Regions from separate parts of the Homo sapiens genome. Here region 1 is linked to region 2. The links are chromatin loops, found by intact Hi-C in ENCODE. Cell type or tissue: PC-9. All regions are shown on one strand.

Region 1 (2,500 bases), 300 kb after region 2:
TTAATTCTGCAGTGGGCTTCCAACAGTGGTTCTGTTGCCAGTGATAACAAAAACCTGGGAGAGACCTTGGGCGGTAAACCACAGACTTAGTTCCCAAGAATTGAAGACCTCATATGTTCCTTGGTATGTGATCTTGTGAAATGCAGAGGTATAAAATGAAGTTTTGACTTTCAAAATTGGTCCTAGGGACTAAATTATGATGTAAGGTATTTTCCCTATATGTTTTAGTGCATACTTGTAGAAATTGGCTTCTGTTATTTTCTTGTTTACAACAAAGATCATCTTTTTGTGCCATTTCTGAATTTTGAATTTTCTTTTGGTTCTTTCTAATACCTTTTTGTTAGTGGCATGTTGTATTGAAGAGCCACTAAACTGGGAGTAAAAAAAATCTGCCTGTTTCTCTCTTGTTTTGTGAAACAAGTATATATTGTAAATATATAATTGCTGAAAAATAAGGATAATATTATATTCTACCTAACTTTTGTACACAATAGCTATTCACATTGCTCAAAAGTTGTTTTTCAATACTTACGGAAAACATTTAATTAAACAGAGTTAGCTTGACTGTATGTATTTTTTACTTTGGGGTCTAAAACTGTTCATTCCAGAGGTTCTAGGAAGATGAATTGTTTTTTTAACTGGGGAAATTAAAGACTTACTTCTTGATAGAGGATCATCAAGGAATGGATTACATTTGTATATTTCCTTTTATTTCTGGTAAATAAAAAATTATAGGAGGCCATTGTTTTGAGCTACACTCCTACACTAGACCCCAACAGATCAGACTAAAAATCAAAACGGAGTCGCTCACGCTGTGGTTCCACATTACCAAACCAAAACTGAGTGGTTATCTAACCTTTGGAGAAGCCCAAAAGGAGAGATAACAGCTTAATTTCCCAAACAGACTGGTTTCAATCTACAGGATAATGAAGTTCCCTCTGCCTTTAATCTTTAAAGGGAAGGTAACCTGAAGTAACCTGATATTAAGCAATCAGTTATTTCTCTATTGTTTCCCTGTTCCTGCCTTACAAGGGAAATAGCTTTGAAATGACCAGTCACATTTTGTTCTACATTTCTGCTTTCTTCAGTTCTTCTCCGTCTATAAAACCAAACCCTTCCACTCAGCTTATTGGAACACTTATTCTATTTTATGGAATGAAGTGTTGCCCAATTCTAAAAATGCAATAAAGCCAATTGAGATCTTTAAGATAAATTTGTTGTAGCTTTGTCTTTTGGCAGATCTAAGCATACAAGGGCTAGATTAATGCACTCATTCATTTCCTTATTTAACAAAATTGTATTGAGTGCTTTCCACATACTAGGTACTTTGCCAGGGCCCAGGGGATACAGAGGTCAATTACAAAAACAGTCCCCGTCATATTGTCTGCAGACTAGTGTAGAGATGGACAAGTTAGCTGTTGCAGTAAGAGTGCATTAGTGGAACACCTGAACCTAGATTTGGGGGTCAGGAAAGGAATTCTGAGAGGAAAGTAGAACTGAGAAATAAATAGAAATTATTCAAGCCTGTGTGTGTTGAGAAAGAGAAAGTGGCAGTGTGTGCATGTGTTTGTACTTTAAGGAAGAGAAAGAGACAAGCACAGGGAGAGAGAGAACGTGAGTACACACTAATAGCTTAAGTCTACATTTGGATTGTATTAAAATAACACCAAAAGCTGATGGAAACTCATGCCGCGATCGTCATTAGGCTCTTACAAGCTTGCTGGCCAGTTTCAAAGTTTGCTTTCTTGGAACACATAAAGATAATTTAATAAATTTTCCGTTCGGGGTAGGAGAAAGTTAATAGACTACTAAAGGGCCTAATTTACCTCCCCGGATTAGATTAATCAGACTTAAAATAGGGCATCTAAGATGCAGATGCCATGTTTAAAAGTATACTCTGTGCAATTCCAGAAGAACAAAGTTTTCCAGAAAGCATTAGTGTTTGGTCAATGTAATAAGACTAATTTCTCAAGAACCTCACACCTAGGTTTCAGGTAAAAGGAAAAAGAAAAAGTAATGATGATTCTGTTTTTCCTTCTCAGGCACATTTTTCAATGCATTAGACTGTTTGGTTTGGATGGTGCAAGGATCAAATCTATGTTGTAAGAGGAAAGCCAGATGATCTTTCAAAATGCATCTAAAATTTCTTCAGCCAACTCAAAATGAATGAGTCATGTTGACGTTATACTAGGGAGCCATGTCTTAAGCTAAATTCCTAATCCTTACATGATACTGTTTTTAATCCTTTGGCCTATTTCCCGAACTATTCAGTTGGACTCTTGTGCAGTGTCATTTCTCACACATCTCAGAGCCCAAGTGGACTTCTTGATGGAGTTGGCTTTACATGCCGTGATGCCTCCTTAGCATTTTGTAGAAAGAAATAAGATCCAATCCAGTTTCAAAACACCCTGGTTTGGGAGGATTCTGAAGTTCCCTAAGACCTTTAAAATGCTTTAATTTCAATTCAAGGATGGCAGCATGAATTAATTATTCAAAAGAC
Region 2 (2,500 bases):
TACATAGCTGCATTCCCATAGGGAGGATGCAAACTTGCCCCAGGGAGGCCTGGTTAAGCCTTCAGGTTTCTCAGGTGATGGGCAGGGCCATAGAGCTCCCAAGTGATTATGACCTTTGTCTTTGGCTACCAGGCCCGGTAGAGAAAGACCACCAGGTTGGGGCAGGGATAGGCATGCCTGAGCTCAATGTCTCCTTGGGTGGGGTTTGCTGTGGCTGCTGTGGGGGATGGGGTTTTGTTCCCAGTCCAAAGGAGTAATATTTCTAGGGGAATTAGGGCTGCCTCTGCTGAGTCATACAGGTTGCCAGGGAAGTGGGGGAAAGCTGCAGTCACAGGCCTCACTCCACTCCCACACAGCCACAGTCCTAAAGGCTGGTCTCACTCCCACCGTGCCCCACCAACAGCACCATGTCTACTTCCAGGCAGCTGGTGACCAGGGCTGAGAACTTGCCCTAGACCACGAGCCTCCCTGCTGAGAAAGCAAGCTGACTTACAGTTTTTCGGTGTCTCGGGGAGCCTGCCATGGTGATCCAGTTCTTTCAAAGAGTCTGTGGATTCTCTTGGCTTTCCTGATATGCTCCTGCGGTAGTTCTTGGAGCAAAAGTTCACAATGTGAGTCTCCACACGCTGCTCTGCCTGTCCAAGTGAAAGCTGCAAGCTAGTCCTGCCTCCTATCTGCCATCTTCACGTTTTTTTTTTCTATAACATTGTTTTTAAGCAGCAATAGAAATAAATTTTTCTATAAGCATTTTATTTCCATTTTTCTACATCTCACCTAATTATTTTCTCAGAGAACAAAGAAAGCTTAGTACGGTGAAAAGAACAAAAGTTTTGGAAGTCAGATTGCTTTCTCCTAACTTGGAAGTCCTTGGAGTAGTTAATTAATCTCTCTAACCTTAGTTTTTTCAACTATAACACGGGAATAATAATATTGTCATGGCATTGTAGATTGCAGTGTTTTCTAAACCTGCCTAATCTGAATCAAAGGAGTCATTTGTTAAAAATGCAGATTATCCAGTTCCTCTGCAAATTCATTTCAGTATGTCTTAAAAGGGCCTATTACAAGAAAAACCAGTTCCCCAGGTGACTTATTATTATCACAGAAATTTGAAAAACACACATATAATGCATATGCACGTGTAAGCATTAATTTCCGATACAGATAGACAATGATCCATGGCAGCTTGTGTTGGTAAGTCCTAACCACTTTTCTGTTTATCGCTGCAAGAAAAAATTAGCAGTTTATTGCATTGCATAATATTACATTGTATTTTGTAATTACACAAAGTATAATGAAAATATATAATATTAATTTGTCACTAATTGTATTAGTCTGTTTTCACACTGCTATAAAGATACTACTGAGACTAGGTAATTTATGATGAAAAGAGGTTTAATTGACTCACAGTTTTGCATGGCCAGGGAGGCCTCAGGAAACTTACAATTATGGCAGAAGGCAAAGGGGAAGCAAGGCACATCTTCACAAGTTGGCAGGAGAGACAGAGAGAGAGTGGAGGGGAAACTGCCACTTTTAAACCATCGGATCTGATGAGAACTCCTTCACTATCAGGAGAACAGCATGGGAGAACCACCCCATGATCCAGTCATCTCCCACCAGGTCCCTCCCTTGACACACGGGGATTACAATTCCAGATCAGATTTGGGTGGGGATACAGAGCCAAACCATATCACTAATGCTTTCATGTATGTGATTCATATTTTGCCCATTCCATTTAAAGCTTTTTATAGGTGAATTCATTTTTCATCTTCCTGACTTACAGAATATGGTTCAAAATAGGCAACTAATAAATATGCATCAAATGTATGATTAATTCACTTTCCCCTTATGATATTCTTGAATACATTATGTCAATGTTTTAACTTTAGACTCTAAAGATGTTGTTGTGGGCAATTAAAATTGGATCGGATATCTCAAATAAACGATTAGTAGTCTGCAAACAATAGGTTCAGGTAGGTAACGGCACATAGATTTCACCAGGCATAGATTCTTGCATGTTTTTAAGTTTCCAGAATCTTTAGCTTACATTCTGTCAAACTGCACATATAAATATTTGAGAAGGTGATTATAGTGAGTTGACTGTTTCTCAAACTTTTTTTTTGTTTCATTGATGCCTATGGTTAAAAATATACCAGATGTCAGAGCTGAGAAAGATTACTCTTTGTGTATCCTGTATTAGAATATGAAATATAAAGACCTCTTGAAGAAAGTTTTGTATTTCTCTCTGTGCCTGGAGAAAGAGATAAATTGCAATGAATTTTGAAATGTCTAATGAATTGCCTCATGAGCTACCAAGCCTGGTAGAGCACAGAAAACTCCCTAGAGGACAAAATCCTAGAGGAGAGATTCCCATGCATAAACAGAAGTAACATATTCAAGTAAAATATATTTATAGATCTTATAAAATAAATTTCTCTTTTATTTTGCAAAGACATTTTCTATTTATATGTACTCAAAACCCTTATTTTTGCTTATTGTAGTT

Evidence for each region. Peaks named below come from ENCODE experiments on the same cell type or tissue, not always from the same donor. Only the 100,000 strongest peaks of a DNase experiment are listed, where the experiment ranks them.
Region 1: a loop joins it to region 2, with 6 times the contacts of the local background. A loop is called at or near these places in 2 of 110 quality-filtered maps.

The regions. Positions count from the first base shown.
Region 1 is chr3:154,970,674-154,973,173 of GRCh38, reverse strand. No RefSeq gene overlaps it. Among named protein-coding and RNA genes, the nearest start is that of MME, 110 kb to the left of the region's middle. In PC-9, no CTCF peak of the experiment used is centred here; a DNase peak (open chromatin) is centred at 1,063; H3K27ac peaks cover 1,585 bases.
Region 2 is chr3:155,268,774-155,271,273 of GRCh38, reverse strand. No RefSeq gene overlaps it. Among named protein-coding and RNA genes, the nearest start is that of STRIT1, 24 kb to the left of the region's middle. In PC-9, no CTCF peak of the experiment used is centred here; DNase peaks (open chromatin) are centred at 33, 323 and 1,013; H3K4me3 peaks cover 1,992 bases; H3K27ac peaks cover 1,704 bases.